Regions from separate parts of the Mus musculus genome. Here regions 1 and 2 are each linked to region 3. Evidence: chromatin loops called from intact Hi-C (ENCODE). Cell type or tissue: left cerebral cortex. All regions are shown on one strand.

What was found. Peaks named below come from ENCODE experiments on the same cell type or tissue, not always from the same donor. Only the 100,000 strongest peaks of a DNase experiment are listed, where the experiment ranks them.
Region 1: a loop joins it to region 3, with 8 times the contacts of the local background. A loop is called at or near these places in 3 of 42 quality-filtered maps.
Region 2: a loop joins it to region 3, with 7 times the contacts of the local background. A loop is called at or near these places in 2 of 42 quality-filtered maps.

The regions. Positions count from the first base shown.
Region 1 is chr2:13,195,948-13,203,947 of GRCm38, reverse strand. The region is part of intron 7 of Rsu1 (Ras suppressor protein 1); the gene reads left to right. Among named protein-coding and RNA genes, the nearest start is that of Rsu1, 71 kb to the left of the region's middle. In left cerebral cortex, no CTCF peak of the experiment used is centred here; DNase peaks (open chromatin) are centred at 3,343 and 4,027.
Region 2 is chr2:12,771,554-12,779,553 of GRCm38, reverse strand. No RefSeq gene overlaps it. Among named protein-coding and RNA genes, the nearest start is that of Pter, 150 kb to the left of the region's middle. In left cerebral cortex, no CTCF peak of the experiment used is centred here; DNase peaks (open chromatin) are centred at 757, 1,660, 2,470 and 3,825; H3K27ac peaks cover 2,042 bases.
Region 3 is chr2:13,055,905-13,063,904 of GRCm38, reverse strand. No RefSeq gene overlaps it. Among named protein-coding and RNA genes, the nearest start is that of C1ql3, 49 kb to the right of the region's middle. In left cerebral cortex, no CTCF peak of the experiment used is centred here; DNase peaks (open chromatin) are centred at 2,973, 3,292 and 7,344; H3K27ac peaks cover 529 bases.

The DNA.
Region 1 (8,000 bases), 140 kb before region 3:
CCCTTTAATTATTACAGCTACTGCTATATTGTAAGGCATTATTGTAACTTGTCAGAAGATGTTGATTCTGTTGAGAAACCCATGAAACTAGGGTTACATTTCCACCTAGGAAGCTTTATATATAAATTGGAAACTATTAAGGTACTCTGTAATTACCCATGGAGTCTTCAGTATAACATTTGTCCCCTAAACAGTCCTGTGTTAACTTTTTATTTTAGGTTTGTTTAGCCAACTGTTGGCTTACTGCTCCGCTTGTAAGTCTCTCATGTTTCCTATGGATTCATATGCAGTATGCAAATGAAGATTAAGTAATAGAAGCCCCATACATAAACTCATTGTACTGAGGGGAGAGCCACAGAAAGGAAACTACATCACTCACTTGACCCCTTCTCTTTCAAACCCAGTTCACAGGGTAAAGTAGAAGATGGTCATACATTACGCTTTCAAAAGAAGTTGGCTTTTCCTCTTGCATTTAAAAGGTTATGTGCTACACAGTGAGGCAAATAAATCACAATTCACTACAACAACCGGTGGCCGTCAGTTATATAAATTGCTGTTGAAACACGAAATCTGTCACTGAGTATGTTCTGGCCATTTAGCAATTGAAACAGTGTTAACCGAGCCTGCTGAGTGGAAACCACAGAAGCAATTGTAGTGGCGCATGCAATTAGCAAGATCAGTGGTCAGTGTTAGAGGTTCACTGCTTGGTCATTTCAGTTGACTGACTCAAGTGAAAGCAACTGCTATCCCAAAGACTCAGCGAGCTGTAATTTATTATAAGAGGATGCAGAAAATGACCTACCCAACTTGACATCCAAAAAAATATTATTCCTCACTTTCTGTGCTCCCAGAAGAGTCATTACAGGATGATGCCTGCTTGCATGATCATAGGTGGGAGGTGAGAGGCTATTTAGTTGACCATGGGCAATTAACTAGTGGCTACCACTGAATATGACTCCTTTTCCTATCAATTATTAACTCTCTATAGCTCTCTAGGGAGAGGTGTGTGTGTGTGTGTGTGTGTGTGTGTGTGTGTGTGTGTATGTATGAAACTTTCTGGTATGTATTATTTCTTTAACAGCTCTTTGAACACCAATTTATTACAAATGTGTGTATTTTCTTGCCTATTCCATTGCTCAGTGTCAGTTCTTAGCCATAATGTCGACCACAGCTTTTTATGTTCATGTCTACTTCTACTAGGTAGAACTTTCTTGGGTGTTATTTCCTTGGCTCTTTTGTGAAATCTGGTCAGCTAGGGGGCCTGAGTGACAGAAGAGTGCTCTGACTGTGAATGCGTTCCCCCAAAATTCATGTGATAGGAAAACAAAAGCTTTCAAGTCGTGCTGGTGCCTTTTGAAATGGAGCCCATGAGCAATACGTCCAGTTGGATGAGATCATGTAGGTAAGAATCACTAGGATGGATTATAGACTTTATGAAGAAAAAGAGAAGAGAGGAAGAGGAAAAGGAAAGGAAAAAGGAGAAAAAGGAAGGAGAGGAGGAGAGAGGAGGAGGAGGAAGAGGAAGAAGAGAAGAAGAAAGAGCAGTAGGTATCCTTGCTCTCTCACTGTGCAGTACCCTGTAATGATAAGGCAGGAAGGCCCCACTACACACCTACATCTTGATACAGTCCTTCCTAGCTTCCAGAATGGTGCCCAAAGCATGTATCTTTGTTAGAAGTTGTCCAGCCTATAATATATTATATCCCAGCAGAAAATAAAATGGATGATCTAGGATCATCTTTCTTGTCCATCTGTACACTTACATTGGTTTTGGTGGGTGAAAATACCATACTCATTCCAGAGTCCTCTTACTTTGCAGGGTTCATGTGATGGTCCCTTCAGGACTTGTCACAAGTTACATCTTGTGTGCACAAGCTATTTGTACTCATATATCCAGGATTTTGCCAACTTATTGCATACTTCATATTTCCAGTGACCCGTTGGCCAAGGGAATATTCACAACTAAACCAGACCCCCTATGCAGAGTGCATGGTGGTGAGGAGAAGATGGGATTACTAGAGCTATCTTAGTAAACTATGTTTGTTGTAAGCAATGAGCTAAGGCCCCAAGGAAGAAGAAAGAAGCCACAACTCACTCATATCCTAGTTTAAAGCTTTCTAATGGTTCCAAAGGTTTCCTGTCTTTCGGTTTTCATTGTTGCTTTTTGATGCAAAGTCCTGCTAGATAGTCCCTAGGTGTGGTGGTCACAATGTAGCCCAAGCTATGATAGTCACCTTGTAGTCCCAGCTAACATCTAATTCTAAGCCTGCCGCCACCTTCTGAGGATTGGAATTATAGGTATGCATAACAATATTCAGTGCCTTAAATACCTTCTTTCTGAATATTATGGCCAGGAATGGGATCATAAAGAGCCAATGGCATGCAGGGGGCTTTTCTCTGCTGCCCAGCGTGCATTTGTTCACTACCTACTTCTCTAGTGTCAGGAGCTGGTGTGGACTTCATCCATCCACTCACCCTCCCTCTCCCTTCCCTGTCTGTCTCTCTGTCTGCCTGCCTGCCTGTCTGTCTGTTGTCTGTGTGTTTGTGTCCATGCATGCATGCAGGCGCCCATTCATGTGTCTGTGTGGTGGCCAGAGGTCAACCTTGACTCTAACTCCCTTTCTGTCTACCCGACTGTTTAGAAACAGCGTCTCTCAGTGAACCTGAACTTCATCGATTCATTTGAACCAGCTTCCAGGGCTTGAGGGATTCCCGCGTCTGCCATCATCCAGCAGTAGGGTTAGCCAGGTCTTACAAGGGTTCTGGGGCTCTGAGTTCACAACCCCAGGCTTACATGGACAAACCTTTACCACTGAACCAACTTCTCAACCATCCATTAACTTCTCAATCTCGTCAGAGAAAACCAACAGCCATGTAAGCCACAGTTATGCAAGTTGAAGGATATCAGGACAATGATTTGGAAGTATCTTTTAGGGATTATCACTAATAATATTTCATAGCTTCCTGTAAGTGTCAAAGCCTGTGTATTTGCATAGTTTCTGTACCAATGTGAGAATAAATTCATTTTACTCCACCTTTTGAAATAGGTGGCAGCATCTAGCAGAGATTTTTTTTTCAATAGTTCCTTAAAGCATGGACCAGCTTAACCAGTGGAAAGGGATACTGTGATTCTTTGCAAAAGCCTATGTAGGACTGTATCAGTTCCTTGTGCTGCTATAGCAGACTGTCTGAATCCAGTGGCCAAACCAAACCAAACCAAACCAAGCCAACAACAACAGCAACAACGAAAGCTGAAAGCTAGTTCTTGCACTTCTGGAGATTAAGTCAGCGTCACTGAGCTAGCATGAAGGTGTCACCACCTCAGCAGCATGATGCTTGCTCACGGCTTTCTCCACGTGGTGGGTCCGTGCCTCACCCTCTGCTTGGGCGGTTGGGCAGGCTGGACTTCTGCACCGTGCTGCCTCGGGATCATATTTCTGCTGAGATTCCATTCTGGGTTTGAGTCAGAATGTAGATGTACATATGACAGATTTTTATTATTCATATTGGGAAGAAATGAAATTTATATTGCTTGCCTTCCTCATTCTATATATTGATATTATGATTAATAGCTTTTGACACAAAACTATTTTGATATATGAGTCTCTGGTGACGTATTTTGACAGCAGCAATGTCTTGCATGTAGCTTTTCTTGCAGGAGTAGGTTACAAGGATTACTAACTCCATATTCTATACCTAAGTCATCAACCAAAGATGTCATGTCCAGAAATATCACCAAAATGTCAACCACAGAAATCATTTTCAAATCATCTTTTTGAGTGGCTTTGGATCTTCCTTCCATGCCGTTCTGAAATGTGAAATTGGTTAAAGAAGGGGGCCCTGAGCTATTTCACTCCTCGCAAGGATGCCAGATGGATGTTGAACGAAGTCCAGTTCTTCGTTTTCCTTTGTATAATTCTTTGAGTTTGTGGTGGCGATTTGGAACCTTCTCAGTGTGTCCTTCCTCCCCAGCTCTCCACAGCTCCCCAAAGCCCAGCATCAGGCTGGTTGCCTTGGTACCTGCTCCTGAAGGCTGTCTTGCAGCAAAATGTGGTTGTTTAAATAGCACGACTTGTCATCTAAAAGTAGAAGTCATTAGCACGACAGGGTTTGGCTAGGGGGTGTCTTGAATACTGTTTTAAAATTCTTACTTTACTGCTTCACTGTTTACTCAAAGCACCACAGGAGGTGTCCATGTGTGTTCCCAGGATGGAGCCACAGGCAGAAATGTGACGATGCTTCCTTCATGACTCCTGGAAATTAGGGCCAAACTCATGGCCTGATGATATTTACTAGGTTTTTAGAGGAGCCAACTTGGATGTTTCAACACCATTGGTATGTGATGTGACCCATGTGGCTTACCTGAGCTTAGCTGCAGTCCACCCCTAAACAGCTCTGTGCTGTTGCCAAGGAAAACGACATTCCTGTTGGTTTATATCTGAACTTCAATTGGCCAGAAACAATGTTTGTTTTTTGTTTAAAACCTTAGAAAAAGTAGGGTGTTTGTTTTCAGTTTAGCAGAAAAGTTGAATCATATGCTCTGGGTGGATATATATCTACTCACCTGCACCCAAAATATCAGGGCCAAATAATTATATCAAAATGTGCAGCCAGGTGGAACGTCTTCACTTTCTACCCATGTGACTAGACTCTCAAGTCCTAGACAGCTGTCATTGCAGGTAAAAGAGGAGGGGCCCGAGTGCTCCCTGCCTGGTTGGGGTCTCTGAGAAAGCCCTGTGTTGTAAGGGAGGCTGTCAATTAGCTGCTTGAAACTCCTTCCTCATTATCTGGGGATGCAGTGTTAGAGAAAACATTGTGGAGTTCAAAGAGCTGGTTCAATAATAAGAAAACACCTTCAGGTACCAGAGGATGTCATCTTGTTTGTAAAGCAGTGTGCACACAGCTCCTCTCTGCCTGGTGGAGCTTGTTTGGACATTAGGGGATTTGTCTTGGGTTGGAACCTTGTTCCACTCCCTCCAGGGGATACAGAGCTAGAGGACAAAGATTACTTAACCATTAAATATCCTAGGGGTTTTGTTTGTTTATCTGCCTTTGGTTTGGTTTGGTTGTTGCTGTTCTTATAAAGTAGGAAGGAAAACTATTTGTTTTAGTTTTGTTTGAACACTTCAGGTACACACACACACACACACACACACACCAAGTTTTTGGCATTTTACCCCAGTATTCTCTCTCATTCCCCCCTCTTCTCTCACTGAAACCTCTTTGCAACAGGTTCAGATTTTCTCTTCTTATGTTTTTATTTTTCGTTTTGTTTTGTTCGTTTGTTCATTTGACCTACCAAGTTCAGTTATGTTTCTTGCATGAACAGCCATGGAACTATTTATTTTATGGAAAATGGCACCTCTCCCCCAGCACCCCATTAACTGCTCACAGCCCCTAAGTGAGGGGAACAGGCCTTGAGTGAGTGAGAATAACAAAGCAAGCACGGTGAGAAGTAGGAGTGGGAACTGGGGGCAGATAGACGATTCTGTTCTTGAACTCACTGCATCAGTTTGGAAACACATTGTGTTACTGTCATAGAATAATATGTGTTTAATATTTTATAGATTTGAAAATTCAGAAAGATGAAAGTAGTTCATTCAATATCCCATCGTCCCAAATAACATTTATATTTTGCTGATCAATACTTAATAAGTGTCAAGGCAGAAAATGGTCAACTGGTAGATATTATTTAAACTAATAAACTATTTAACAGTAAATGTGACCTAAATTTAAGAAAGGAAAACCAAACCAACAAACTTCTAAAGTGTTACTACTTAACCAAGAATATTATTATATTAGTCCCAAAACATTAAAGATAGAAATTCTAGAATATTGAGTTATAATTTTATTTTAAACTATACTTTTCAAAATAGATCCATAGGCCTTTTTGACTGTTGTTTAACTGGCTGGATTTATCTAAATTGGCTAATATTATATATCCTGTGATTTTGTATATGTATATATATTTTACCACAGATGACTTTTTGCTGCTATTACAAAATGACTGAGACTGGATAAGTTAATGTCTTAGTCAGGGTTTCTATTCCTGCACAAACATCTTGACCAAGAAGCAAGTTGGGGAGGAAAGGGTTTATTCAGCTTACAATTCCATACTGCTGTTTATCACCAGGGAAGTCAGGCCTGGAACTCAAACAGGTCAAGAAGCAGGAGCTGATGCAGAGGCCATGGAGGGATGTTCTTTACTGGCTTGCTTCCCCTGGCTTGCTCAGCCTGCTCGCTTATAGAACCAAGACTACTAGCCCAGAGATGGTCCCACCCACAAGGGGCCTTTCCCCCTTGATCACTAATTGGTAAAATGTCTTACAGTTGTATCTAATGTAGGCATTTCCTCAACTGAAGCTCCTTTCTCTGTGATAACTCCAGCTGTGTCAAGTTGACACAAAACTAGCCAGTATAGTTAAAGAACAGAGATTTATTTTTATTTCACAGCAGTGGATCTTAAGAAATCCATGATTAACATTGTCAGGTTTGGTGTCTGTTAAGGGCTGTTTTCTGCTTCCAAGATGGTGGCTTTCTACTGCATTACAAGTGAAGCAATCTATTAGGTCTTAACTTTGCTGATAGCAGAAGAGTAAAAGGGGTGAGGGCTTCTAATCAGCCTCTTTAATAGGGCACACTCTCCTCTTCTCAGAGACTCCACTCTCACTGTTGAATAACCTCTCTAAGATCTCACTCTTAATTGGAGGCTGAGTTTCAACATGAATTTTGGAAGACACCAAAAGAAAAGACACATAACATTGGAGAATGTTTGTTCTTGGTTTATTTCAGAGACAATTTGTCTGAGTATAAAAATCTTGTGTTGCTGTTGATTTTGCTAAAGCAATATCAAAAGCCATCTTGACTTGTTCACTTCTTGGTAGCTTATACTTTTAAGTCAGGTGCCCATAGATATTTATTCTCATATATATAGTCTTAATGTCTACTTATGTATTCTCTCTTCCTCTTTTTTCCTTACATACATGCATTCATGCACACACACACACACACACACACACACACACACAAACACACTGAGCCTATAAGAAATTATTGCCATGTGAACAATAAAGCAATAATGACACAGATCAACAAATAAGCTAACTTTAGAGCCTGCAAAGTGCCTTATGGTCCTCTTGCAGTCATTGGAAAAGTCTACCTAATCCTTTAGTATTATTCTTTGGTTTTGCTAGTTTTGAATTTCATATGAAACCAAGTCATCCAGCACGGGATCTGTCTTCTCTCGTTGGCATTATGACTTGTGATTGCCCACTCTGTTGCCTAGGGCTATATTTCATTCATTTTCATTGCTCCCTTGATATGAGTTACCTATTTACTAGCTCCAGTTTTCACTCAAATGACATAGTTGCTTAAGCAACAATCCCATCTCTTTTCATACATTCTCTGCATTGGGACTAGTAGCAAAATGGAGAGTCTTGGTATACTGCTGTGGGAACCCTATGTGCCCTTTCTGTTCTGTGACTTCCTTCTCGAACAATGCATTGTTTCTCATACCAAGGCTTCGTTGAGAGGCCATCATGACTTTTATTACAGTTTATATCATGTCCAGACACCAAGGAGCTAGATGATAGAACCAGTGTTTTTCCTTCATTCTGTTCTAAATTCTTCTTCACTCAATGAGTGCTCATTATAGTTTGTGGTAAGGGGCAAGTGACACTTTGTTTTTTCCTCTCAATGACCTCTCCTTTCTTAACTGAAGAAGGAGGATATAGAAAAATCGTCATTATATTTGATTGCATCTCCTATAAGTTATATTAGTATAAACCTTATTTAAACACACACACACAGTGCAACAGAAGTCAGCTGTTTTTGAACCTCTGCTCCTAGTATATTGTCCTCTGCTTTCGTGAGTTTATCTTCTAGCTGCCCCATCCCTTGACTGTCTCACCTTAAACCTGACAGCTGCCAGTGTCCCTTGAACTTCTCCTTCTTTTTTGTCTCCAGTTATCACAAAGAAGAACTTTAACTAGAAGGGTAAA
Region 2 (8,000 bases), 280 kb after region 3:
TAGGAAAGTGAGTAAGACCACCATAAGGTCTCAACCAGCAGTTCTCTCTCATGCAATGCATTTTTTTCTACATTAAACATAGTAACTGACAGTGCTTGTCCATTCTGCTCAACTCTTTCAGGCCTCTAAGCTTCTAGTAGGAGATATTATATTGCCAATGAGAATCAAGTGTTCATTACTTCCAGTCCCTAAAAGGAACATACACTCTGGTGCCTGGTACCTGTTTCTCAGGTCTGATAAGACTAAGTGTGCTAGCTAGTTTATGTCAACTTCATATAAACTACAGAAGGAAGCCCAGATGAGAAAATGAAGATTGGGATATAGGCAAGCTTGGAGAGCATTTCTGTAATTCGTGACTGATGTGAGAAGACCTAGCTCATTGTGGATGGGGACACTCCTGCGCTGGTGATCCTGGGCTTTTAATAAAGCAAGACACAAAGAGCAAGGCAGTAAGAAGCATTCATTCATGGCTCCTGCATCATCTCCTGCCTCCAGATTCCTGCCCAGTTTGAGGTCTTGCCTTGGCTTTCCTGGTATACCATGAATCTGGATATATAGGGCAAATATACTCTTTCCTCCCCAGGTAGCTTTTAGTAATGGTGTTTCTTCAAAGCAGTAGAAACCCTAACACACCAAGAGAAAGATCAGAAATTCTTTGCTTAGTTTCTTCTGTCTGACCAACTTAAGGGCTTCTAACTTTGCACATAAGCAATCTGTGACCAGATGGCCCCAGGCCCCCATACTGCTCTATTTGCATAAGTTTCTCGAACTTTCTTTGCAGATCTAGAGTGTCCAGGACCAAGCATATGAGATAGTTTTGTCTTCTTTTTAAACATTCCATTTTAAGATGATTTGAGAAAAGTTGTGTCTAGGATATGTAGACACATTTATTCAAATTTGCTGTCTTGCCTAGAATTCTAAGTACCAAATTACAAGCTACCAAATGGAGAAAACCATAACTCTTAACAATTTTCCAGATACAATGTTGTCAACTGCCATGGCATTGTTGCATCTAGGTAATGAGAATGGATTTGGAGTTTTGGCAAGGCTGTTCATGGAAACCCCATCAATTCAACAGTAGACATTATTAGAGGAATTTGAAGGAGCAAATATGGGGATGCTGGTCTTATCAGAAATATACAAGGGGAAAACTAGCTTGAATTATCTGTAAACCACCTTCATTGATATCACTTCTCTGAGATGAGCAATTCTATTTAGAATGACGACTGCTCATCTTTCTACCCAGAGAATTATTTGATAGAAACATCAAGAAGTTGATGTAATATTTTAAATGATGCTCTGCTTTTTGAACTCTGAGCACTTCCAAGCACTGACACTATTCCCAGTGAACCCCAGAGCTAAAGTAACAATCACCTTGACGTTCTTACATGATGTGAAGACCTAAAGAAAGTTGAACACCTGGCTTGTACCTAAGAGGAGCCCTGAGAGCCAAGAAGCATGAAAATTGGAATTCTTGCTTCCTCTGTTGTCCTCTACAGTGTCTCTTGCCTCTTTGCTAAATATCAAAGATATTTATGCTTAAACAAATGTCTTCCTCTTAAGCATCCTCTCCTTCTGGCAGATAAGTCATCCTACTGAATTGGAGGCACTTTCCATGGCAACAGACCGTGATGTCAGAAGCAGCATGCCAAGCAATTAGATCTTGTAGGTGCCACAGTAGGAAATACTCAGCTCTGAGGATGATGGCAAGGCAGAGCTGCTGTAAGCCAGAAGGAAACTCAGCAGTCCTTGTGTCTAATGCTTTCTCTGAAAGGCCCAATGGCCAGAGGTGGTGGAAAGCAAATGAAGCTGGGTGAGAGTGAAAGAGGATTTCGAGACAAGACTTTAAAGGGGAAGTGCATTGAAGGAGATTTGTAGAGGGCCACAGCCAGATGGCTGGCAGTCGGCCATGATCCATAGCTTTGATGCTATGCAGGTGTTTTCTGAGGTGTTGAAGAGTAAAGCTCCAGAGACTCCCTGTCTCATTGAGAGGGACAAAGAGTCAGGACCTGGGGAAGGAATAGTCTGTTCTCCCACCTTGTGCAGCAGAAGTGTGGGGACTTTGGCAGTTAGACTGCTTTCAAGGAAAGAGCACCTTGACAACACCCACTGAGACCAAAGATCTGAGGGTACTCTAAGGGGGTGAATCAAGAGGAGGCAGTAGATGTTGTATCCCACTGTTGCTGATGTGAACAAAGGATCCAAGAGTATTATAAGACAAACTAAAAAAAAAAAAAAATCCCAGCCAATGTTTAGCAGGTCTTTATCAAATATACAAGAGTTTGAAACCAATACCTGTGAAATACCAGAGAAGTTTTTTTTTTTTAAATACACAGAGCAGTAATACAGTATGGATAAATTTGGACCACATATGGCTTCTTATGTAAAGGAAAATTTCTTCTCCTTTTAGTAACACATTGTCTGCTGCCTGTGATCAGCACCTCCTGCCATATGTTCCTTAAACAAGCGGCTGTGAGGCAAGAAGCAGCCCGGTAATTAAGATCAAATGAGCCAGATGAAGAAAAGGAGCTGGGTGAACCACATGCAGGCAGAAGCCAGTCTTTTTCATCTTGAAACAGGGCAAGACAGACAGACAGATGACAGACGCAGAAGAAGGAGGAATCTCAAGTCTTTGCCCATAGACATATTGCAGGCTTCAAATGCAGTCAGCCATCTCTGGATTGTCTCCAGAATTCATGCATTTGTTTTCAATTATTCCTAGTTCCATTGATTGCTTCTATTGAAGAACATGCTGTTTGTTGGAGGTCGAGGCTCTCCTATGGCCCACAGTTTATTTTTAATGACAAAATCAAAAATAACTTGAAACCTATTACAAAATAATTTGGATTGAGCCTTAAATCACTTTTGAAGATTCTTTGGCCTCTAATACATTGTAAACAGGGAAGTTGAGGTACAGAGAGTAAACAACTTTGAGTGGGTAACTTTCCTCTGGTTGCTGAATTAGAGTAAGAACACAGATTAGAAGCTGAGGTCTCTGAATTATGAGGTCTCACTCCATAATTCTCATGTTTTTGAATTTTTAAATTAGATATTGTCTTCATTTACATTTCAAATGCTACCCCCAAAGCCCCCTATACCCTCTCCCCCACCCTGCTCCATAATTCTCAAATTTGAGTGCACACTGAATGTCTTTAGAGGTCACTAGACATAGTACTGCAGTCTCCACTACTTGAAAAGCAAAGGAATGAGGGTTGCAAGTTCGAGGCTAGCCTGAGAGACTTAATAAAACATAAAATATATGGGCTAGATAAATGACTCAGTCAGGGAGAGTGCAAGTACTCTGCAGAGAGCCCAGGTTTTGTTTTAAGCCTCATTTAAGGAAGATCATGAACACCTTTATCTCCAACTCCAGGGATATCCAGTGCTATCTCCTTGCCTCTGCAGGTACCTACACACATACATGCAGATACATAATTAACAATAAAAACTGTGTGTGTGTGTGTGTGTGTGTGTGTGTGTGTGTGTGTGTGTGTGTGTGTACATGAACGAATTGGTAATATATCTCAGTAGGAAAGTGTTTGCCAGGAATTTCCAAAGCTGTGCATTCAGTCTGCAGTGCCAACAATGTAAAACCCCAAACAATCAAATAAGAACATGGAGGACTTCTTAACAGGCAGGTGAAATTTTCCCCTATACAAGAAAGGACTTCAAATACCCATTCCCACTGACATGATGGTCAAAGTTACTGTGAGACAGGAACTATGAGATGTGAATTCCATCCTCTAGTTTAGATAGGCTACATTCTACAGAAGTAGTATAGGAATCCTTGGGTTTCCATGGTGATGGCTCAGAGAATGCCATTTGTGTGCGATAAAACTCTCCAAAGAACCAGGTGGAAGAAATAAACCACAGAGGTCCAGGCAGCGAGTGCCATAGCAGCCTATTTTGCTTGCTAACAATCATGGAGAAAAACCAGTGGGGATTGTATTGCTTTTCACGGAGCTCCCAGTATTACAGGCTTCATCCATCGACATACAGCCTGTTGGTTGAGTGTGAACAGAAGGAAGTCAGCACACACTTATTTATCTGGTATGTGGGAAAGCTTCAGTCAATATAAATTTGCCCTGTTTTTCTAAGGGAACCACAGATTCTATATCAATAAAGCACTCCCAGAACTTGAGCAGTGCGAAGAACCAGGAGTTCAGGGCCAGGGTCAGCTACATAGCTAGTTCAAGACCAATTCTCTCTACCTGAGAGCTCATCTCAACAAAACCGGAAAAAAAAGCCACTCATAACTTAGAATATCATTAATTTTCCATCATGCATGTTTTCCAAATTTCTTTTCAAATAAAGAATCTAACAGAAATACCCAATAGTGAAATAGTAATGAGGCATGAATATACAGACCACAAGAGAATGAACCTATAACATGAAATCTGTTATTAAGGAAATGCAAATTTAAGCACTTAGGTCAGACATTTTGCCCACCATTTTCGCAAAACTTGAAAAAAAGACAAAATTTTTTAGGTATTTATAAAGATAGATATAAAGCTGGTCCTTTGTGCTCTTTGGGAGAAATTTTAGGCATTTGTAATATAAGTTTAGAAAGCAATGTCATTAACAATAAGTAGCAAGCCTCGTCCATTTGCTTACAACTTTGAATTGACTGTCCCATTTCTGTAAGTCAACTCTAAATCAGCAATAACATAAGAGCTACAAGATTTGTTTAAAAGAATTTGTCATGTTGTTACTTACACAAATACTTATGAATCCAACATAAGTACCCAACCACATAAAACAGTTAAATAGTACAGAGGCCTCTCTTTAAAAAAAATAATAACCCAAAAGTACTATTACTATAATACTCAAAAATCCTACTTCTGGATATATAATCAGGGGCATCAAAATTGGTATGGATAAGAGACATCCATATTTATTTAAGCACTATTTAAAATAATAAACCTAAGCATTCATTAAAATTAGCAAATAGGGGAAAACTAAATATATGGATAGTGGAAATATTTCAGATAGATACATAGATAGATAGATAGATAGATAGACAGACAGATTCATAAATACATACATACATACATACAGTCTTTAAAGAATTTCTACCTTGAACAATATGGGTCAGTATAGAGGAAATTATGGAAAGCAAAAGTAGGCAGGTATCATTTATGATCTCACTTTGTGACAAATATGTCAACATTATAGGAAGATGAAAAAATACTAGACATAAAGAAATATGTATTTTTCCATCCTTTATGCAATAAAACACATTTTTGTTTTTGTTCTGTTCTGTTGATAGTACCAGAGAATTGAACCCAGGTCCTCATGGATGTTAGACATGTCCTTTGAACCATGCCACTGGTTTCTAAAAGCAAACAAACAAACAAACAAACCATACCATACTACTTATGGTTTAAAATGTGGTTGGAAAAAATATCTCATTACATGAAATGCTCTGTACTGAAATGTTGTACTGGAATGCTATGGAACAATTAAAAATACAAAGTTATAGTCATGATATAGCATAATGATAAGGCTAATTATAAGGTAGTGATAAAATTGAAAGCCTAATATGATGTGTGTATGGTGTGGTATGTATATATATATGTGTGTGTGTGTGTGTGTGTGTGTGTGTGTGTGTGTGCATCTGCAGGTGTGTGTACCCATAGGCAATTATGTGGACTCTAGAGGATGATGGGATCTTCCTTGTCATGTTCCATATTACCTTTTAAAACAAGGACTCTCGGGGAATCTGAATCATTCCTTCCATCTATGATGCTTGATAGACAGCTTGCAGGATCTACCTGACTCTGTCTCCAATCATGGAATTCTGGGCACACATGGCTGTGCCTGGCTTTTATGTGGAAATTTGAATTCAGGTGCTCTTGCTTTCACAGCCAGTACAGTTTATTAGAAAGTAAGTGAGCTAATGCCCATTGTGCTCTTTTTCTAAGCACGTAGAAATGGAATAAAACTGAATAACAGCAGCTCCATTCTATAAAATAAGAAGTATTAGGAAAAATAAAATGAAGGTAAAAGTGGTGTAATTATATTAATAAAAATGTACAAAATAATAAATTTTATAAAATAAAAACATATCTTATTCAATAAAAATAATGTGGTGCTTTCAAATGTCAGAAGTTGGGAAATGGTAATCAGGCTGGTAGATTCATATACTGGGAGATCTTCAGTGATTCATAGATTGTATTTAGATATTGATGAGATTAGGACATGAGGTTTAATAACAAAACAGAGATATATTTTATGTGTTATATCTGGACCTAGAAAAAGCAACTTAAAGGGCAAAGGGTATATTCTAGGTTACAGTTCAAAAGGGATACAATCCAGCATGGCTGAGAAGGTATAGTGGCAAGAACAGTAGCTAGTCATATTGCATCAGCATCGAGAAGTAGATCTGGGCAATAAAGCCTCAAGGCTTCCCCTGGTGACTTAACTTTCCCCTGTAAGCTTCCACCTCCTAAGGTTTCCATAATCTTCCCAAGAGTTGCCAGTAACTAGAGACTAAGTGTTCACACATATAAGCCTTTGGGACATTTCTCATTCAAACCACAAGAAAAGATGTTGACTTAAGCCTACCGCAGCAATGAGCTGGATACAATGTAATTTTGTAGGTCAGGAACTATAAAAAGAATCTTGATTGGATAAAGATCTTAGTGCTATAATGATAAAGGAGGAAGAAAGCTCTGGGAGTCATAGAATACACACACACACACACACACACACACACACACACACACATACACATTCCTATGGTTTGAATTTCTAGTGACATATTAGTTCAAGCTAACTTAGAACACAAGTCAGCCAGCAAAAATGAAGATAAACCCACTCTTCTGGGATAACTCTATAGAAATTGTTCAAAAGAAACTGATACTCTTTCTGACAAAGTTTCCTTGTTTGAAAACAAAAGAAGAAAGTTATTTTAAAAACTTGAGATAAGACAAAGATCTGAAAGAGACTCAAAAAAGAGCTCTAAGGTATTTGAAATATTAAATCATGAAAGAATACTTAATGAAAAACAGACAAACAAAAGATATTCAAATAAAGAACACACCCAGAAGACTAGGCATTAAATAGAGACAGTAAACAAAAATCCTCAAAATGTAAGTTGATGTAGCTTTAGAGAGAATTAGAGAAGTGGAACACATACTTAAGGACATTGAAAGCTGATGTAGTGGAAGGAAGGGTTAGGGTAAGACGCTTGGCAGCATGCAGGCAGTCAAGATGTTGGAGAAGTAACTGAGAATTCTACATCCAGATTGGCAGGCAGCATGAATAGATAATAACACTGAGCTTAGTTTGAACATCTGAAACCTCAATACTAGTGACAAACTTCCCCCAACAAGACCCTATCCACTTTAACAAGGCCATACCTCTTAACAGTGCCACTCCCTATAGGTGTATGGAGGCCATTTTCATTTAAAACACTACACAAACTTAATACATAGTATTTTCAAGGAATATTTATGATAACCAACCAACCAGTGTATTCACAGTATTAACAGTAAAGTCTCGACAATATAAAAGAATTTAATGCCAAACATGTTCTTTATTACTATAAAGTAATGCATAGAAATTAAGAACGGATAGGTATATGACACCCATATTTTAATTTTAAATAACTTAAAGATAACTAAAAAATTCAAGAATAAATCCATAAAACAACCCTAGAGAATCAAACAGTAGCATATTTACAAGATACTAGAGCATATGCAACAATGCTTACAGCAGAATATTTATAAAAATGATGTTGGAATATAAGAGAAAGGGAGAAGAGACAGTAAGTTTTCTTTTGAAACTCTAATGAAATAACAGACCAATCGTGCCTGGAACTGCAAACTTTCCTGAGTGAGTAAGGTCATAAACCTTAGAAAAGAATCTACTACAATAACTTTATTAGACCAACATAACCCCTTACTTACTACCTCCTAAATCTTACCCTTGTACCCACAAATGAATGTGGCTACCACCCCTCCTCAAAGAAACCTCTCTTTATAGAAAATGGAAAC
Region 3 (8,000 bases):
GATGGGTAGGGGATTGGGGGGGGGGCGGTCTGGGGGACTTTTGGCATAGCATTTGAAATGTAAATGAAGAAAATACCTAATTAAAGAACTTAATTTTTTAAAGAAGTAATAAACTCTTATTTCGCCACAAAGAGTAATTGGCACAGATTGTGTTCACCATTGTGCCAGCATTAAGCAATTGTCACAAGATCAGAACTATTGGAGGTAGAGAAATAGTTAACAGTTAAGAGCTCTTGCTACTTCTCCAGGGGTCAGAGTTGTCTCCAAACATCCATGTTGGGCAGTACACAACTACCTACAACTCCAACTCCAAAGGATCCAATGTCCTTTGTGTGCCTTTCTGGCCGGCCACACACAACATAGAGACACATTAAAAAAAGAAAAGAAAAAAAAACAAACAAAAAAACAAAACAAAACAAAAAAACAGGACTGTCCAATAAGACTAAAATGAAAGTAGGTATCAAATTATTATGCCACGTAGTAAATGAAGAGTCTATAATGACAAGTTATCTCTTCAGCCAATCCACTTTATTCAGAACTTTGGAAAATAAAATAATGCCACCACCTCATCCTTGTCCCCCATTGTCTTCAACAGAGGTCATCATTAAACCCAGATGCTGGAAACTCTTGAGGAATAACTCTTGCAGATCTTGTCCAGCTCATTCTTTTGATAGATAAGAAAAAGCTCCAAGAGATAGAGGGATTCCTTCACATCCAAGAGTCAAACTGCAAAGGAATCACACAATCAAGACAAGAATGTAGGTGCCCAGGCATGATATCAATGATCATTTAAATAAAATACTTGAGGACACGATGAAACGATCCAGCTCAATGTCTGCAGATGTAGTCCGTCCTCCAAACCTCATAAATCATTGTACACCCGTGTCTTGTTAGCTCCTTATCCAAAATGAGAGGAGATAATATCTGCTTCTCCCCTCTTTTTGATGGGGAATTAAATGATTTAGGAAATCTGATATTTGAGGAGTGAGTAGAGTCATCAAAGATAAGCATCAGAGACCAAGAATGTAGTATAATGGCTACTTAGCCATAGTGTAAAGCAATTAGCCTCGCATTAGATGGAGGGAACAGATGTCCAGCATCACTTCAAACCGACTCAAAAAGAACAGTCCCTGACAGCTCAGATGCGCTCCAGAAGAGGCTCATTTAGGTTCTCACAGAGGGTAGCTGGAGGAGAAAGGCACATAACACCTCAAAGCAAAACCCACAAATCCTTCCATTAGTTGTCCAGGCAAACCAAACTAAAAAGCCCAAGCAAACAGGAGTGTGTTTCTGTTCTCAAACAGTTCAGAAATGATCAAATGAAACCAAGATCTGAGCCTGGCAGTGGTGGTGCACACCTTTAATCCCAGCACTTGGGAGGAAGAGGCAGGTGGATTTCTGGGTTCTAGGGCAGCCTGGTCTACAGAGTGAGTTCCAGGACAACCAGGGCTACACAGAGAAATCCTGTCTGGAAAAATCAAAACCAACTAACCAACCAAACAAACAAAATAAGATCTGGTAAAATGGATCTGGTTGGCTGTATATGCATTGCAGAGGCAGCAGAGATCTATGTTTGAGTTTTAAAGGTCCATCTCGGCTAGTATAACAGAAATACACAGTTAGTAGTTCTCTATAAATCAAATCCCTGTGCATTTCAAAGAAGATCTTCCTGGCAAACTAACCGTGAGGGAGAAGACCAAGAGAATCTACTGGTGCCTAAACTTGCATATGTGCTTGGCTCTTCTGTGCCATTCCACTGTAATTTAGTCCCAGCACAAAGGTGGAAATGCTGACCTGTGAGTCTAGAAGAGATAATGTACTGTTTTCTCCCCCTTTCTATTCTCCCAGTTTGGGCTGAATTTCACATTCCTTCCTTCCCCTGCTATCTCTTTCAGCTCTTGACACCCTCCGTTTCCAAGTCAAGGTTACAGGCTCCTCCAAGAGATCCCTCAGTAAGAGGGATCTTGAGCTAATGAAAGAAGAGTGTCCTCCCTAAGAGCATGTGGAGAGATTGGAGGAGAAGACCTAGAATAGGCTTCCTCAGGGGGACCTAAGTGGAGAACGACTAGGAGAAAGGGTAGAGTAGCAGAAACTCTCACTATTGAAATTCAAGTCAATACAATAGCTCAAGCCGTTAACAACCAGAGCCACAAGTGCACCCAGTGCTATTTGAAGGAATAGATAGTAATGCTGAAATCTCCCTCACGCTTCCATTTGTCGTATGCAAATTACCTTTAGCTGCCTTTGCCCTCCAGACATACGATCTGATGTTGTTCCCTTAAGGGACTCAAAGCACGGTAACAAGTATGGTATTGATCCCTGCCACTCACACCAACCTCTCCAGCCAGTAATACAGAACAAAGCAGTGGGCATCTTTGAGGCAGGGAAGTTGAAAATGGTGGAAGATTTTAAAATGGTGTTGTCTGCCATAATTTGAAGCTTAGATCTGTCTGTGGTATAAGTAGTTGTTAAGCATTAGTAACAAGCCTTGGCTAAATCCCACCACTTAAAAAAGGTACCCTGGGAGGACTCACTGAAGCATACAGAGCCACCAAAGGGTTCTGCTCTCGATGGAGAGGGTTCACAACTGGGAAGAGTTGGTGACAGATGAGAACTATAGAGGCAGTTCAAAGGCTGTGCTTCTTGAAACATTTTAATGTTCTACCTCCGCTGGAATCATCTGTGTCCAAAATAACAAATGGCCCATACTTTTTCCCCCCTCTGGACTTTGGGAGGCTAGATTTTTTTTTTTTGAAGTAGGTGGAAATTGGCATGGAAATCACTAAAGAGGTCTAGAGAAAATAAAATCAGCCACTCAGAGCTGCCAGCAGCCCCTGTATCCCCTCTCAACTGCTATTTCCATGGCAGAGGATTTTTTTCCCCTTCATTTTAAAACATTCTGGGATATTTTCATGGTGTTGTGGCTAACCATTTTTAGTCAGTTAAAAAATGCCTTCATCACCTCCCACCAGGAAACTCACGGAACACACTGTCGGGGATGCTGAAAGTTTTCTCCATTTTCTTTTCAAAAATATTAATGGTGAGCATTAAAAAGGAAGGAGATGCATCTCATTTGCCTTTCAGAAAGTATAGCCAGACATTAACTGTTGCACCTGTACCTGTGACTGCAGGTATGGGCAGAGCCATCGTGAGTGTCAGGGCTGGTGCCAGGCTCTTCATCCCATGGAGTAGGTGCAAAGAAGGTGCCACCCTGTGCGAGTGCCATAGGATTTGGGTGGGATGGCTCAAACTGACAAAATTAAAATGCTGTGGCTCTCAAACAGAAGGAGAGCTGGTGCCTGGTGGGTGAGGTAAGAGGAGCTGAGAACAGAAAACTCGGCTTGGCATGAGGAAGGGAGCCAGCATGCCTGCTGATTAGCAGTGGTGGAGCACAGTTTCTATTTTGTCCCTTCTCAGTTTTCATCTCCTTCTAGTGATGAAACTCAGGGTTGTCTTCTTTGCATCCAGCTTCCCTCTAAGACAAGGAGAGAGTGACTGTGGCTGTAAGTGAAAGAGCGTCCCACGATGGTCTGGGATGGTCTTATTGCTTCTCCAGGCAGACTGAACAATCTAGGAAGCCCTTTTGCACTTAGGAGAAACTGTGAGTTGGTGAGAGGTGACATGAATTGTTCTGCTATGCTCTCTAAAGCACAGGAAGGCCCAATAGTGCCCAACTTTCATAGTGCTTCGAGCCTTTAATATACTTCCTCATGTTGTGATGACCCCAACCATTAAATTATTTTTGTTGCTATTTCATAACTATAATGTTGATGCTGTTATAGATCATAATGTAGATCCCTGTGTTTTCTCTTGGTCATAAATGACCCTTATGAAAGTGTCATTCAACACTCAAAGGGGTCGTGTCCCAAGGGTTGATAATCACTGGCCTAAAGGCTCCAGACAAGAACAAGATCCCAGGTAGTAGGCACTGCTGTTCTCCCCCATGGTGGCTCAAAATGTAAACGAATGCAATAGGAATTTTTTTTTCCTTTTGCTAATGAGATCAAGAAAGCAAATGGTGGGGGAGGGGCAACAAAAGCAAAATCCGGAGAAATCCATCCTTTATAGAAAGACTTTGGGGAGCAGTAGAAACACAGAGAGACCCTACCTACAAAAGAAGGTAGAAGGACAGGACTCACTCTCAGAGCTGTTCTCTGACTTCCACATGCAGGTATTAACATTTTCATTGATTTCTAGTTTTTCTATAAAAGCTTTGCATCCGTAAGCATCATGGAGTTTTTGTCATGTTCTTCATGTTCTTTGTTTTCTGAGTTTATCTGTGACATTAACCTCCAGCTGAAAGCAGGCAGATTGTTTAGGCTTCCAGTGACTCTTATAAATGTCACCTCCAACTCCGCATTCATTGTACAAGAAAGGAATTTGTTTTTTGTTGTTGTTTGTTTGTTTTGTTTTGTTTTTTCGAGGCAGGGTTTCTCTGTGTAGCCCTGGCTGTCCTGGAACTCACTTTGTAGACCAGGCTGGCCTCGAACTCAGAAATCCGCCTGCCTCTGCCTCCTGAGTGCTGGGATTAAAGGTGTGAGCCACCACACCCGGCATACAAGAAAGGAATTTACTACCTGTAGGAGACATCTAAAAGCTATTGCACAGACAGTGAAGCCCAAGATTTTCATTTCCTTCCTTACTTTCACACTCTGGAAAGATTTGTCAACAAAGATACGTGATCAGTGTTGGGCAGTGCATGACTAAATTTTGTTGTTAAAGTTCTAGGCATCTCTCAAAATTCATAAATGGATGTCTTGACCATGAGGCCCTAATGGAAATAGGGTGATTATGGTTGTCACATGTTCATGAGATCATAAAGGATCGGGTCACTATCCAACATTACGGTCATTGTTATGAATGTGTGTGTGTGTGTGTGTGTGTGTGTGTGTGTGTGTGTGTGAGAGAGAGAGAGAGAGAGAGAGAGAGACAGAGACAGAGACAGAGACAGAGAGACAGAGAGAGACGGGGAGAGAGAGAGAGAGAGAGAGAGAGAGAGAGAGAGAGAGGAAGAAGGAAGAGGAGGAAGAAGAAAAGTAGGAGCAGCCGAGGAAATACAGTGAAGAAACATATCAAGGAGATGTCCAAAGATTCCATTGGAAGAGTCTTCAGAACTGGCAGAAGAAACCAGCCCTAACATCTGTCACCTTGATTTCAGATCTGTAGCCTCCAGAGTTTCAAGGCAATATATTTGTTATTTTACTTCCTCAGCATTTAAAGATTTTCTTTTCTTTTCTTTTTGGATTTTTTTATAGGTATTTATTTCATTTACATTTCCAATGCTATCCCAAAAGTCCCCCACCCACCCACTCCTACTTCTTGACCCTGGCATTCCCCTGTACTGAGGCATATAAAGTTTGCATGTCCAATGGGCCTCTCTTTCCAATGATGGCCGACTAGGCCATCTTCTGATACATATGCAGCTAGAGACATGAGCTCAGGGCGGAGGGTGGGGGGGACTGCTGGTTAGTTCATATTGTTGTTCTACCTATAGGGTTGCAGATCCCCCCAGCTCCTTGTGTACTTTCTCTAGCTTTGCCATTGGGGGCCCTGTGTTCCATCCAATAGCTGACTGTGAGCATCCACTTCTGTGTTTGCTAGGCCCTGGCATAGTCTCACAAGAGACAGCTATATCAGGGTCCTTTCAGCAAAATCTTGCTAGTGTATGTAATGGTGTCAGCATTTGGAGGCTGATTATGGGATGGATTCCCAGGTATGGCAATCTCTAGATGGTCCATCCTTTTGTCTCAGCTCCAAACTTTGTCTCTGTAACTCCTTCCATGGGTATTTTGTTCCCAATTCTAAGAAGGGGCAAAGTGTCCACACTTTGGTCTTCATTCTTCTTCAGTTTCATGTGTTTTTCAAATTGTATCTTGTACCTTGGGTATTCTAAGTTTCTGGGTTAATATCCACTTATCAGTGTGTACATATCATGTGAGTTCTTTTGTGATTGGGTTACCTCACTCAGGATGATGCCCTCCAGGTCCATCCATTTGCCTAGGAATTTCATAAATTCATTCTTTTTAATAGAATTCTTTTTCCATTGTGTAAATGTACCACATTTTTTGTATCTATTCCTCTGTTGAGGGGCATCTGGGTTCTTTCCAGCTTCTGGCTATTATAAATAAGGCTGCTATGAACATAGTGGAGCATGTGTCCTTCTTACCGGTTGGGACATCTTCTGGATATATGCCCAGGAGAGGTATTGCGGGATCCTCTGGTAGTACTATGTCCAATTTTTTGAGGAACAACTGCCAGACAGCTTTCCAGAGTGGTTGTACAAGCTTGCAATCCCACCAAAAATGAAGGAGTGTTCCTCTTTCTCCACATCCTTGCCAGCATCTGCTGTCACCTGAATTTTTGATCTTAGCCATTCTGACAGGTGTGAGGTGGAATCTCACAGCACCTCTAGCAAACAAACACAAGTAATTCACTGTAATGAGTTAACACTGCATGACACTTAAAAAATTAATTAAAGCTAATATAAACAGAGCTGGTTCTGTATACCAGAGTCAATCCCACCTTGTGTCTTATCTAATTCTCACAGCTCTTATCATATGTGCAGGAACACATGTGTGTTTAAGTGAGAATCTAGACAGAGGGCAGAGGTCAACCTCGAGTGTCATCCTAACCTTTCTTTCAAGACAGAACGCTCCATGTAGGCTAGGCTGCCTCCCCAACACTGGGGTTGACAGTATGTGTTGCCTTGCCCAGCGAACTGAACTGGAGGAGGTCAAGCACTTTAACAAGTGAGCTGTCTCTCCTGTCCTACATTTAGTTGTGTCATCTCTATTAGTATTAAGACATGATGGCTGCCATCTTTATCCATGAATGGGGACAAACCTGAACCTTACACCAACAGGCTGAGCATATCAGAGTTGAAAGAAAAGGTATTTAACCAACATCAGCATAACAAACACTGAGATAACTGACCCTAGGAACTTCTCCCATGAGATGTTCCTTAAAATAGTGTCTTATAGATAAGTAAGCCACATTTTTTTAGAAGTCTTGTGACTTGCCATCATTAACACATTAAGGGACACATCTCCCTCCTATTAAAGCCTCTTGTTTCTAAGCTTTAGTGTTTTTTTTACACCTGTAGTTCTAGACACGGGGACTAACATATGGAGGTAAAACGTCAACCAGAGTTTGTTGGATAAGCAAGTAGGTAACTCTCTCTCCAACAGATACCAGTGACATTTAACAGATGGAGAGATGAAAACTATGAGTTGGAATGATTGCTGAAGCTCACAGTGAGTCAGTGGTGTGATGGAGCCCTGGCCCCATTTTCACACCACACTTCTGTACTTGGTGTAATGATGATGCTCCTCCCCATTGTCCTCCACAGCCCTGTCAACCTGCTTCTGATGTGCATGCTCCCCATCTATGTATCCTTCGGAATGTTTAGTTTGTCTATAAATAGTTGACCTATGTGTGTAAGGGAGATCATAGAAGCAGAGACACTATCTGAGCTGATATCTCTATGTGGTACTTGATATAGCTTGGGTGCAATTTGGCATTAAGAATATCCTCAGCTTAACAATGATATCTGAATACATAAAGGAACTCCACTAAGAAGCAAGCTTCTCCTTCTAGCCCAAGGAGGCTAGAAGCAGCCATTGGATCCCCTGGACCTGGAGTTTCAATGACTGAGAACCATCCAATGTAAATGCTGGGATCAAAACTGAGATACTATGTGGGAGCAGTATGTACTCTTAACCACTAAGCTATCTTACCAACCCCTGCCTACCCCCCTATCCCCTTTAAATCTATAAGTTCAGTTCCTGAGTTCAATTCCTACAATACAAGTTGTGGATGTAAAGAAGGAAATCATAGACAGCTAAAGCCTGGGACCAGTATTTCAAAGTTATATCCACACACCTGGGACAAGTCAGGTAGGAAGCTTATCTTAAAACTCTGGCCTGATATGATCTAGCAGTACCATTTCTAAAAATGTATGCGAAGGTCTCAGAGACAGAATTTCAGAGTTACCTGCACAT